Linked DNA regions of Homo sapiens: region 2 is linked to region 1. Evidence: chromatin contacts called from ENCODE POLR2A ChIA-PET data. All regions are on one chromosome and are shown on one strand. The core of a region is the stretch at or near the end of the contact, and the rest is flanking DNA. Distances in the headings are between cores, read along the strand shown.

The links. ChIA-PET counts read pairs that join two places held with the same protein, here RNA polymerase II (POLR2A).
Region 2: POLR2A ChIA-PET joins it to region 1 with 10 read pairs in Panc1. The contact joins two enhancer-like sites. POLR2A ChIA-PET finds 5 or more read pairs at or near these places in 3 of 52 experiments (BJ, Panc1 and naive thymus-derived CD4-positive, alpha-beta T cell).

What each region holds. Positions count from the first base shown.
Region 1 is chr1:6,095,685-6,102,210 of GRCh38, forward strand. It overlaps KCNAB2 (potassium voltage-gated channel subfamily A regulatory beta subunit 2), which reads left to right. Exons shown (of 16, transcript NM_001199862.2): 14 at 952-1,072; 15 at 1,585-1,673; 16 at 2,801-5,496. The coding sequence ends at 2,890. It overlaps CHD5 (chromodomain helicase DNA binding protein 5), which reads right to left. Exons shown (of 42, transcript NM_015557.3): 42 at 6,103-6,526. Among named protein-coding and RNA genes, the nearest start is that of KCNAB2, 53 kb to the left of the region's middle. RefSeq lists an enhancer at 6,445-6,526. Within about 2 kb of position 2,892, at least 3 of the 41 ENCODE cell types and tissues checked have a DNase peak (open chromatin) inside an H3K27ac peak, as active enhancers do.
Region 2 is chr1:6,455,344-6,461,869 of GRCh38, forward strand. It overlaps ESPN (espin), which reads left to right. Exons shown (of 13, transcript NM_031475.3): 11 at 1,841-1,920; 12 at 2,018-2,029; 13 at 4,656-5,601. The coding sequence ends at 4,803. TNFRSF25 (TNF receptor superfamily member 25) reads right to left here. Exons shown (of 10, transcript NM_003790.3): 10 at 5,443-6,419. The coding sequence ends at 6,091. Among named protein-coding and RNA genes, the nearest start is that of TNFRSF25, 7.6 kb to the right of the region's middle. RefSeq lists silencers at 3,497-3,703, 5,025-5,084. Within about 2 kb of position 5,133, at least 5 of the 41 ENCODE cell types and tissues checked have a DNase peak (open chromatin) inside an H3K27ac peak, as active enhancers do.

The DNA of each region.
Region 1 (6,526 bases), core at 1,642-4,141:
CCTTTGGGCCGACTGCTTTGGTGCTGGGCAGGGGTTCCGGGAGCTGCAGCTGTTCCCACCTCGGTCTGCTGGGGGCGGGCTCCTTGGCGTGAGAACATGGAGCCCCTCCTGGCCTGATCCCATGTGTAGAGGGGCTGCCCAGCCTGTGGCACAGGCCCAAGTGGAGAGGCCCTTTCACATCCCCCCCCCTGCCCCCACCACATCCCCCCATCTCTACCCCCTACCACATCCCCCACCTCTGCCCCCCACCACAGCCCAGCATTCAGAACTCTGAGACCCCTGGGCCTGGGCTCCGAGATGGGGGCTGCAAAGCCACATGGAGGTGACCCTGGGAGAGGCGCCCCTCCCCACCACACAACCTCTGAGTGGGGACTCAGGAGGGTCCCCAGACTGCAGGATCTGGAGAACAAGGAGCAGGCCAAGAAAGTCTGCCCAGCCAGCAGTCTCAGCACTGGGGCCCACAGCCCTGGGTTCCAGGGCAACGTGGCCTGGCCCCCGACTCCTCCCATCCCATGGCAAGGTCAGGGCCCCCCTCCAGGAGGCCCTGCAATCCTCTGGGGGGGATGGCCAGGGGAGAGAGCACTCCCCTAGGGCCAGGAGGTTCTTCTGGGCCACGGGTGGCAGCCGAGACCCCAGGCTGCCAAGTTTCCTAAGAGAAGGAAGGCCAGCACCTCGCCTCCTTGTCCTGACTTGGGGTTGGGCCAGCACCACAGTCTTTGCACTTCAGAGCCTGGACAGGCCCCGCTCATCCACCAGCCCGTGCCCGGCCCACTGCCCACTCTCCCCTACTTGAGAGGCCTGGGGCAGGGGCACTGCCCTGGCTTCAAGATGAGAAGAGCCCCTATGAGGGAGAAGGGTCCAGAAGGAATGAGCCCATCGGCCCCCTGCACGTGGGGGTCCAGGTGACCTGCTCTCATCTGTAGCTGTGCTGCTCCCCTCCCCCGCAACCAGGGCTACCAGTGGCTGAAGGACAAGATCCTCAGTGAGGAGGGCCGGCGCCAGCAAGCCAAGCTGAAGGAGCTGCAGGCCATCGCCGAGCGCCTGGGCTGCACCCTGCCCCAGCTGGCCATAGGTAACGGTGGGGTCGCCATGGGGCCAGTGCCCCTGGGGAGAACCTGCCCCAGCTGGCCGTAGGTAACAGGGTGGGGTTGCCATGGGGCCAGTGTCTCCGGGGAGAGAGGGAAGGGATCCCTGGACATCATCCCCCAGCCAGCCTCGGGTAATCGGGCTCTAAGGGGCATGGTTGGGACCCCATGCCTCTAGGGGGATGTCAGGAGTCCCTGAGGACCTGGGCCACCCCCTCCATCTGCCAGCCATAGGTAATGGGGCTCCCGCTTTCATGGGAAGAGGATGGGGAGCGCTAAGCACTTGGGCCACCTCTCCATCAGGGAGCAGCGGGCTCCCCCATGCCTCCTCCAGCCACCTCTTAGACAAAGCCCGTGCCCAGCACTGCAGGGCTTCCTAGACCCCCTCAGACCCCCAGACCAAGATGCTGGGTCTCTCGGCCCAGTCAGAGGCAAGGCAGACCCATCAGGGGCCCCTGTGGTGGGTGTTTCTCCCTCACCTTGGGTCTCGCCGCCACAGCCTGGTGCCTGAGGAATGAGGGAGTCAGCTCCGTGCTCCTGGGGGCCTCCAATGCGGACCAGCTCATGGAGAACATTGGGGCAATACAGGTAAGAGTGAGAGGCCCTGCTGGGCAGAGGGCCCATCCCAGCCCGAGCCCCGTCCAGTGCATCCTCCCAGGCTCGTCCTGCGTGCCAGGCTCTGTTCTAGGCACTCAGGATGCGCCCGTGAACCATCAGAGTTGTGCTCCTGGAGAGCTTGCTTTCCAGCAGGAACAGACATGAACACTAACTGCACGAAACAAGGAGGTTAGAATGTGTGTCAGGGTGGACGAGCGCTGTAGGAGAGAAGCCAGAGATAAAGGGAGGGAGCTGGGGCCAGGGACGGTGGCGCTGCAGACTCAGGTTCAAGGGGGCCTGTCAGGTGGGCTTGTTGAGAAGGTGGTGCTTGAGCAGTCTTGAGAGATGCGGAGTAAGTCACGCAAATGCCTGCGGGAAGAACCTTCCACCAGCAGGAAGAGTTGATGCAAAGGCCCAAAAAGGCCTGGAGCAGAGGGGCAGATCCTGAGAGGCACGAAACACCTCCAGGGACTTCTGAGTGAGACGGGAGCCGTGGCAAAATTGTGGGCAGAGGAGGGCGAGCTGCAGCTCAGCCTGGAAAGGGAGGCTGCTCTCCGGCTGCTCCATCGGGGAGGCTTTGGGAAGCAAAAGTCGAAGCAGAGAGCCCTGGTGGGAAGTGGCAGCTGCGGGTCCGAGACGGGAGTGGTGGTTGGATCCTGGATGTTTGGGAAGGTGGGGCCCCCGGGACTGGCTGACAAACTGGATGTGGGGGTGAGAAGGCGAGGTGGAAGTCGGTCCCCGGGTGTGTCACCCGGAAGGGTGGCGGTGCTGTATGCTGAGGCAGGCGCAGCTGGAAAAAGCAGTCACGGACATGGAAGTCCAGCATTTGGCCTGGAGTTTCCATTTTATGTCACTGCTGCCACCACCCTTCAGGAAGGTTCTAGGGCACCTTGACATTTGAGAGGGAGTGCACAGACCCAGGCATGCTTCCTCTCTGCCCCAAACCTTCTGAAACACAAAAGCAGCGTGGCCTCCATCTGCCTCAGATGGAGCCCAGATGTGATGGGGCAACCCGGGCCTGGCCAGCCGACCATCTGGAAGAGCCTGGCCCCACCTCCTCCCCAGGCCAGGCCCGTCTTGTTGGTGGGATTCTGATTTGTTGTTGTTCTTGCACGCAGGTCCTTCCGAAACTGTCATCTTCCATTATCCACGAGATTGATAGTATTTTGGGCAATAAACCCTACAGCAAAAAGGACTACAGATCCTAAGCCGCCCCCGCCCGCCTGCTCGGACAGTTTCCGTTCCCTCCTAGTCTCTGTTCGCTCGCTTAAGCTGTTTTGAAGCCAAGTGAAGAGTGTGGTTTGCATCCAAGAGAAAACACCACACTGTGATGTCATCGGGAAATGATCTCCCAAGTCGCTGCCAGACACCACCCACTGCTTCGCCGGACAATGTCGAAGTCCAGTCTGTGCCGGGGAAGGCACTGGTTAGGAAGGATGTTCAAACGGTCCCACCCAAGCCTGTCACCTCTGCTCATCCTCCAAGACCACCCAGCTTTCTCCCAGCCACAGCCAAGATTCCCAAAGTCAAGGCCCAAAGATTTCCAAGGTTCCCAAAGTCAAGGCCAGGCCAAGGCCTGGTTGGGTCCTTGGGGCGGGCAGGGCCAGCCTCTCCTCTGCTGAGAATCCCCACTTGGTGTAGGGGGAGAGGGGAAAGGGGTCTGGCCCATCGAGGGGCCCCTTCTGCCAGGGCCTTGGTTGCTGGGGCAGGGCCTCCCCACTGGGGGTCTTCCTCCACCTCCCACTTTCCAAGGGCTCCAGGAATCTGGGGCCTGACCACAGATTCCTCTCCCATCCTTTTCTGCTCCAACCTGCCCCACTGGGTCCCGGCAGGGGCCATGCCTACCAAGCTCGAGCTGGCCCTTGACCCCCACCCACCCCCACCCTTGCTGGCAGGGGCAGGGACCCCAGGGGGATTGACTCTGCAGTTTGGGAGCCACAAAAAGCGTAGCGGTGTGATTTCTAGCTCAGCCTCCCACCGTCTTCCTCCTACACACCAATGATGAGCCTCATGCCAGTGAGGCCCGGAGCGCTTGGGAGGGGTCCCAGTGGGGCAGGCCCCTCTGTCTGGCCACCCCTCTGTCCTGGCCCCGGAAGGCCCTGTGGTCATGTGCTCCTAGCTGCACGGTGGCTGCTGGCCACACCACGGCAAGTGGCAGCAGGGGCCGGCCCTGTGCACAAGGATGCACTCCTCTCGGCCCCTGTAGACTTTCTCTAAAGCCGCCCGCCAGCCCAGGCCGCTGCTCTGCACCGAGCTGGTGGGCTTGGGTTTTGTGGAGCGCATGCTTGGACCCTTTCAGTAAGGAAGGGTCTTTGGGGTTTTCTGTGCCCATGACTTGGGGGCTGCACCCCCACAGCACCCCCACAATGTAGGAAAAGACCTCAGGGAACCTCTCCCTGGAAAGACGGGCAGGGCTGGTTAGCCCCTCCCACTGCCTGACACCTGGGACAGGCTGGGCAGAGGGGAGAGAGGGCAGGACAGGCCAGAGTGACGCCCCCGTGCAGCTTGGGCCGGAGGGCAAGGGATGCCAGTAAGTCTGCAGGTGCGGGGTGCCACCTACAGGCCCAGGCCTGTGTCCCAAGCAGTACCCAGGCTTTGCAGACCACGCGGGGCAGGGCTCCACTGAAGCCACCCCCACCCCTCGCCAGCTAGCTCCATAGGGAAGCCTGTGTCTCCTGCCCCCAGGGCGCACCCTCAGTGCAGGCACCTCTGTTCCCGCTTTGCCCCTGGAGGAGCCACTATTCCAGAAGGCTCCACCCTGCCGTCCTGCGGGAGCCTGCTGTCCAGTCCTGGCCGGGCCAAGGCCTGGGAAACTGTGAAAGTCAGAAAGGCCAGCGGGGAGAGGCTGGGGCGAGGGGAGGAGGGGGATCAGCTTCTGCTATTACCGACCCCCCTTCATGCTGCCCCTGGCGCCTAGAACCCTTGCCCCTCCTCATAGACCAAGTCCCGGGGGTCTCCACTCAGTCCTGCTGCCTGCTTCACCAGAAGCAGCCCTGTGAGTGTGGGGTGGGGAAGTCCCTTCCCAACGGAGGTCCCAGCCTATGGCCCTGGGCCCAGGTGGGGGTCGCCTGCTTCCTTCCCGGACAGGGTCCTGCAGTGGCCAATGGTGCCAGAGGGCAGGTGGCCCACCCTCGCCATCAGGGAGGGTGGCTGGCCCCATCCCCACTGCCACCCAGCCCCACCCACTGTTGGAAGAGGGACCAGCGCGAGGTGGTGCCCAGGGTGGGCACTGCTGCTTAATGCGAGGCACACCTGGGGCAGCTGAGCCCCCAAAGGCTGCGGGTTTGCCAAACACAGAGAGGCCAGGCCCCAGTGTCAGGATGCAGTCAGCCTCTGGCGCAGCTCTTTCCACGACCTGGTTCCTGGATGTCCTGCTTGCTCCACACCCATCTACAGGGAGGATGTGAGGGGGCTCTGCCTCCTAGGGCCAGGTCCCCCCTCTCGGGAGGAGGTATTGGGTAGGACCATCCAAGAAAGGGCAGAAGACCAAGGGCAGTCGGGGTCTAGAAAGGAGGGCGCTGGCCCTGCTGGACGCTTCGGAGCCCCCACTGTTTCCCACTCAGCTTTGTGCTCAGATCCCAGGTCCCAAGGAGTGACAGGGGCTTCCTCCCACCTTCTGTCCTTGTCCAGTCATGTAAATAATGTGCTTTTTCTCTCCCCGAGTCTTTTTTTTTAAACCTACCGTGGTTCCTCAGCTAACTGCATTCCCTACCCAGGCAGAGACTGTCCTATGCCTCGAGCTTCCAAACGAGACTCAGACCGCGACACAGCCACCGTATTTATGGAATGACAAAATAAATAAAGCCCAAACCCATCGGTCTCTGTGACTTTTTGCTCCTCTCATTTCCTCAGGGTCAGGGCTGGGCCAGGGTGACACGGGAGGGGAGGAAAAGGCTGCCAGCAGCAGGGCCTGGGGCATCCCCCAAACCGGAGCCTGCAGCCAAGGGCAGGTGGGTTGGAAAGGGCCCGTGGAGAGAGAGCGGGGACAGAGAATGGGGACAGGGTGGTCAGAAGACCTGTCCCCCATCTCTCCCAAGCGATTCAGCCAAGGGAGGGTGCGTGCCTCCCCTGCCGCCCCCAACACACACATTCTCTTTCACCAACTCTGAGGGCCCAAAGCTGCTTGCTGGGAGGCTGCTGTCCCTCTGGGGACCTGGCTGGCTGCTGTTCTCATAAGGACAGAGGTCCAGGCCTGGGGAAGCTCTCATGGTATGTGTTTGGGGTACAGGTGAGAGGGGCCTCACCCCAGCACACCCCTGTTTCGGGCTCCCCTCCTTCCCAGTGAGCCCCTGCACCCGTGAAATGACCATCCCAGGCAAGAGAAGGCTTCCGGACACGCCCCCACCCCCCACCACTCCTCCCTGGCCCCAGCCCCCACCCCCATTCTAAATCTTGAATCTTAAAAAGAAAAAGCCTCTGATTAAATCCTTTCCCAAAGGATTTATTAAAACACAGAAAACCAAAACATACACACAGAGTACAAAGTAAAGGTGATTGTGTTGGCTACAGCCTCTGTCCAGCCTCCCGTGGGCGAAGACCAGACAAGCCACGGCTCACAGGGGAGCCTGGCTTCCAAAGCTGGACCCGCCCCCGCCGGGGCCACCCTGGCTGGGACTCCTGGCGCGCCTTGCACCCAGCCCAGGGCCCTCCCTTTGCCAGCCTGGGGCTGTGCCTGGGGAAAGGGGTCGGCCCCCTCTTAGCTGGGCCTGGGCCGGTGGAGTCTGCTCCCTCCACACCCCTGAACTCAGACCCCACGGGCCAGTGGGGACCCTCCCTTCCTCTCCAGGGGTGCTTGGGCTCCAATCGCTGCTTGAGGAGTTCAGGACACACACACACACCCAACG
Region 2 (6,526 bases), core at 3,883-6,382, 360 kb after region 1:
AGGCGCGCCTACGCGGACTGCTGCCCCGCGTGGCGGCTGCCGGTGCTGGCCCGGGGCTGGAGGCCACGGACGCCCCCCGGCTGCCGGCGAGCAACAGCGAGGCCCACAGCCCCGACGAACGGCTGCGGCAGCTGCTGAGGCAGCGGCAGGCGGTGGGCAAGCTGCTGGGCCACTGGCGGAGCCTGCTGCGTCGCGTGCCGGCAAGCCCGGGCCTGGCGCACGGCCTGTATTGGCCCCAGCACTTCCTGCCGCCCCTGGACGGCGGCGCACCCCCGCACTACGACAGCCTCACGCTCGACCTCTTCATGCTCGGCTACTTCCAGCTACTCGAGATGGGCCTGAGCCGCGAGGAGCGCAAGTTCCGCCACCTACTGTGCTACGAGATGTTCGACCGACTGGGCAGCCACCCGTGGGAGCGCATCCGCCTCTTCCACCGCGTGGTGCTGGAGGAGGTGGAGGCCGGCCGGCGCGGCTGGAGCGACGGCTTCGAGGACCTCAGGCACCGGTTCTTCGGAAACGGCCTGGAGGCTGAGCCGGCCCCCGAAGAACAGGCGAAGGAAAAGGAAGAGGAGGGGAAAGAACAGGAGCGGACCGAAGAGGCTGCTCCATTTCAGACGGGGGACCCGCCTGAGGGGCAGCCCGAGGCCCTGGCCCCTGCGCCGCAGCCGCCGCCGCCGCCCCCGCCCGCCGCGCCTCCCCCGACCTCAGACTCTCCTGGTTCCGAAGCCCCCGCCGAAGACCCCTTGGAACTGGTGTCTGAGATGGGCGAGTTCAGCAACGAGGACATCTGCCGCTACATCGACCGCAGCTTCTCCTTCTGGAAAGAGAAGGAGGCAGAGCTGTTTGACATCTGAGCAGCGGAATTCGGAATTCTCAGTTCACCCTCGAGCGTCTTAACGTGGGCCTGGACGCCTGTCTGACGCCCTCCAGAGGCTGGAAGCAGCAGGAAGAGCCCAGGACTGTGGCCTTGAGCAGCCCGGAGGGCCCAGGACCAGGCTGCCTCAGCCTCTGAGGTCCCATCGTGGCGGGCTGTGGGGCGTTGGTCGGATAGGCAGGGCAGGCACAGAACAGACCAGGTGTCCGCCTCTGGCCCCGTGGCCTTGCTGAGCTCTGTGTGGAGCCAGGCAGCAGAAGAAGCCCCTCTGAGTGAGGGGCTGCGGCTCCTCCTTGCGGCAGTGTGGCCTGCTCTTTGGTTTTCCACTGGAGTTCACAGCTACCTCCTTGGCTGAGGTCAAGGGTGCCACGTGTGCAGTGTTCTGTGTGAAGTGTGCCGTGTACAGACCCGTTCTCCTCTGTAACATTCAGGAAATAAAACTCTTTGCTGTAAACTGCCTGCGTTGGACACCACACCTGCCCCTGATGTCATTGTAGCCCCACGATTGTAGTGCCCGTATCCACTCTATTGGGAAGATGGCAACCATGGGGTGAAGGTCCTTCACAGGGGAGCCAGGGGCAGCCTGAGTCTCCCTGAGCCAAGAGGCTGGGTGGGGGCTGGCTGGCATCTGCGTCTGCCCAGAGGTCTTGGGCCTGTGGCCATTGGCCACCTGCCTCTGCGGGGAATCAGGCTCAGGACCTCTGGGTCCCAGCTACTTGTTCTCTGCTTCTGTCCCATTCAGCTCTGATCTCTCTGGTGCCTCCTGTAGGACATGAGGGTCTGGGTTACTAGGGGAAAGGAGGCCAGCTCTGAGGGGGTGTGACCAGGCACCTCCATCCACTTGTCACACAGATGTGCATCAAAAGGATGTCTTCCTGTGACCCTGACTCCTTCAGGTCCCGAGGTTGAGGGTGCCCCCTATCTCCCAGCCCCTGCAGGCCCTGAAGCTTTGTGGTTGTGTTTCAGGAGGAGGAGGAGGAGGCCCGGCTGGCCAGCATGCCCGCCTGGAGGCGGGACCTCCTGCGGAAGAAGCTGGAAGAAGAGAGGTGAGCTGGGGGTCAGGCAGAGGCTGGCCTGGCAGGGTGTCTTGACTGCGTCCCTGAGGTGGAGGTACCAAGTGACACTGTCTCTTTTTCCTTCCAGGGAGCAGAAGCGGTGAGTGCAGGGCTGGCCCCAACCTGCCACCCTTATCCCCACCCAAGTCGCAGAGGGTCGTCCCTTCATCCAGGCCAATTTGAGTACATCCTCCTGTCTCTTGGCCCTTGTAGCACAGCCTCCTTCCTCCCTATAATACCCCAGAATCTCTCTCTCATGCTCTAATAACTTTGTTCCCGGTTACTCAGTCCCTGCCTCCTATTAACCTGGCCTTTTCTACCCTTCAGTTAACCTAACCCCACTATCAATCACCTTGATTGTCTGGCCCTCAGAATGTACTTTCTGCCCCTAGTCATCTCACCCAGCCCAGTGCTGGCCAATAGAAATGTAATGAGAGCCACAGATGTAATTTAAAATTTTCTAGTAGCCACAGTGAAAATGTAGAAGGATATAGGTGAGCTTCATTTTAGTACTGTTTTATTTGGCACAAAATATCAAAAATATTATTTCAACACATAATCAATTATGAAAATTATTAATGAGATGTTTTATACTCCTCTTGTAAAAGTAAGTCTTTGGCCAGGCATGGTGGTTTACACATGTAATCCCAGCACTTTGAGAGGCCAAGGCAGGGGGACCACTTGAGCCCAGAAGTCTGAGACCAGCCTGGGCAATGCAGTGAGACCTCATTCTGCGAAAAAAAAAAAAAAAAAAAAATTTTTTTTTGAGATGGGGTTTCACTCTTGTCACCCAATCTGGAGTGCAGTGGCGATCTGGGCTCATGCAACCTCTGCCTCCTGGGTTCAAGTGATTCTCCTGCCTCAGCCTCCCAAGTAGCTGGGATTACAAGCGTGTGCCACCACACCCAGCTAATTTTGTATTTTTAGTAGAGATGGGGTTTCACCATGTTGGCCAAGCTGGTCTCAAACTCCTGACCTGAAGCGATCCACCCGCCTCGGCCTCCCAAAGTGCTGGGATTATAGGCATGAGCCACCAAGTCTGGCTTTTTTCTTTTTTTTTGAGACAGAGTTTTGCTCTTGTTGTCCAGGCTGGAGTACAGTGGCACAATCTTGGCTCACTGCAACCTCTACCTCCTGGGTTCAAGTGATTCTCCTGCCTCAGCCTCCCTGGTAGTTGGGATTACAGGCGCCCGCCACCACGCCCGGCTAATTTTTGTATTTTTAGTAGAGGCCGGGTTTTGCCATGTTGGTCAGGCTGGTCTCGAACTCCTGACCTCAGGTGATCCACCCGCCTCAGCCTCCCAAAGTGCTGGGATCACAGGCGTAAGCCTTCGCACCAGGCCTGCAAAAAAAATTTTTTTTAATTAGCTGCAGGGGGCTGGGCGCAGTGGCTCATACCTGTAATCCCAGCACTTTGGGAGGCTGAAGCGGGTGGATCACCTGAGGTCAGGAGTTCAAGACCAGCCTGGCCAACATGGTGAAACCCTGTCTCTACTAAAAATATAAAAATTAGGTGGTCGTGATGGCGCATGCCTGTAATCCCAGCTACTCGGGAGGCTGAGGCAGCAGAATCACTTGAATCTGGAAGGCGGAGGTTGCAGTGAGCCAGGATCACGCCGTTTTGTACTCTAGCCTGGGCAACAGAGTGAGACTCCATTTCAAAAAAAAAAAAAAATTAGCTGGGCGGGCTGGGCTCGGTGGCTCACGCCTGTAATCCCAGCACTTTGGGAGGCGGAGGCAGAATGATCACCTGAGGTCAGGAGTTCAAGACCAGCCTGACCAACATGGTGAAACCCCGTCTCTACTAAAAATACAAAAATTAGCTGGGCATGGTGGCACGCTCCTGTAATCCCAGCTACTCAGAAGGCTGAGGCAGGAAAATCACTTGAAACTGGGAGGTGGAGGTTGCAGTGAGCCGAGATCGTGCCACTGCACTCCAGCCTGGGTGACAGAGCGAGACTCTGTCTCAATTAAAAAAAAAAAAAATAGCTGGGCGTAGTGGCACACATCTGTGGTTCCAGCTACTTGGGAGGCTGAGGTGGGAGGATTACGTGAGCCCAGGAGGTCGAGGCTGCAGTGAGCCATGATCTCACCACTGCGCTCCACCCTGGCAACAGAGCGAGACCCTGACTCAAATAATAATAAAACTTAGTCTTTGAAATATCATGCACATTTTACACCTGCAATCCATCACAATTTAGACCAGCCACATTTCAAATGTTCAGCAGCCACATGTGCTTAGTGACTACTCTGTCAACAGGCAGATCTACCCTCTATGTTCTAATAACTTGTCTCTAATTCTCAGTCCCTCTCTCAATTATATGGTCTCTCTGCTCCCCAGCAGCCCCACCCCAGTCCTCAATACTTCATATTGACAGCTCCCCCACAACTCAAGTCCTGGTCCCAGTAATCTTGCTGCTGCACCCAGCAATACCACCTCCTCACATGGTGCCACACAGTGACCCAGCACCTCTGTTTCCAGTAAAACCCCAGCCCACAATAATCCAGCCTTAACCTCCCACTCACCCAGCTCCCCTGTGCTCCAGTAACCCCATTCTGCCCCCAATCTAGCCCCTCTGTCTTCAGCAACCGAGCCCCAGCCCTCAGTAACCCACCCCTTGCATGGGTGACCTGGCCTCTGCCTGGTGCCTGGCCCCACCCTTTCTGCCAGCCTGGGTATCTGGCCCCAGACTTCACCGGGTCTGCCCCCCTCCCCACTGCCTCAGGAAAGAGGAGGAGCGACAGAAGCAGGAGGAGCTGCGGCGGGAGAAGGAACAGTCAGAGAAGCTGCGGACGCTGGGCTACGATGAGAGCAAGCTGGCGCCCTGGCAGCGACAGGTCATCCTGAAGAAGGGGGACATCGCTAAGTACTAGAGGCCGCAGACTCCTGTCCGCAGCCTCGCAGCTCCGTGGGGCCCTCCGCCCCAGCCCCAGCCAGCCAGGCCCTGGTGGAAAGGCTGGGAGCCGCACAGCCCTCCCCTCCTGCGCTGGAAACCCTCCCTGACCCCCACCCTGGCCCCCCGTATCCCCAGCCCTTGGCAACACTGGAGTGCACACGCCGCCACGGTTGCCCAGAAAAAGTGCCCAAGCTGCTGACGCAAACAACAACAAATGCTGCTTATTTGCATGCCGACTTACATATATTTGCATGTTCGTTGACTATCAAAGAGTGCAGAGCTCTCCCCAGCCCCGTGGGTGGTGACTTTGTTTTCCTGCGGGGCTCAGCCCCCTCCAGGATGCAGCCCCCTCCCCCGCACCCCGGAACCGGCGTCGCTGGCGCATCCTGGGTGGAGGCAGGCCCCGAGCTCGGGGAAGGGGTTTTCCCTTCCTCTCTGACCCAGATCTGCGCGCGGCCTAGCCCGGGCCTCATTTCTTATCCCCGCCAAGGGTTTCCTCTCAGTCATTTGTTTACCAGAAACATGAAAACTGCCTGTCTGGCCGGGCCGCACTTGTGGCCCCCGGGACCCCACCTCTGGCCCCACCTCCCTCAAGTCTGCGCCCCGTCCCCAGCCAGACCCACTCGCTGCCGGGACCCTTTCACTGCCCCGGTGGAGTGAATAGAGGATGAGGGGCCCTGACCCTGTGTCTCCAACTGCTGCACCCCATCCCGACCCTGTCTCCGCCACCTCGCAGCCCCATTAAAGCGCTCTCATCTGGGCTCCGGTTCACTCACTCGCTGTGGCCGCGACTTGCTCTCTCCTTCTCGGGGTAATTGAGCCAGAGTGGACTCGGGAGGGGCAGGCTTGGGAGCTAAGGCCACACTGGACTCCACCATGGGTGCCAGATCCCGGGGTGACAAGATTCCCGTCCCCTTCGAATCCCTCGAGAAAAGTCCAGTCCACTTAACACCCCAGCCCCGCAGAAACGCCAAGAAGCCGTTTTTGTTTTGTTTTGTTTTCTTTCACAGATTTAATACCGCGATCTCAGCCAAACTCCGGCCGAGAAGTTGAGAAATGTCTTCACCCCCTCTCGACATTCGTTCGTGCTTCTTCGCCTTGGCTGGAGCGATAGGGGCGAGCAGGGGTGGGGCCGGCTGGTGCTGCTACGCAGGGCCGTGCCAGCGGCTTAATAAGTGACATAAAATGTCTACACGCATAAGTAACCGTACTTAGGGCTTCTGCAAGGGCCACCAGAGCGCCTAGGTGGCAAGTGGGCGCCGTGTCACGGGCCGCGCTGCAGGCGGCTGCGCAAGTCTTCCACGCAGCCGTCCAGCCCCATGCGCTCCAGGGCCGCGTAAACGGCTCCGAGGCCCGCGGGCTGCTGCTGGCGCCAGCGCTTGAGCATCTCGTACTGCTGGTCTCGGAAGCGGCCGATCTCCACCTCCACGGCTTCGATCTCTGCCTCGCGCAGCCCCAGCGTGCGCACGAACTCCTTCCAGCGCCGCGCTGGGACCGCGTCCATCACGTCGTAGAGCTGCGGGCCCGGCTGCAGCATCATGGCTGGCGAGCCGGCTGGGGACTCTGGCGAGAGTGTGGGCGCAGCAGCGGGGCCTGGGGCAGGGCCAGAGAGAGCCAATTGGGGTACGTGGGCCGCGGTCGGGAGGCAGAGTCAGGGGCGTTCGTGCGGGTACCCCAGGGCTGAAGCCCGCTGGATCCGG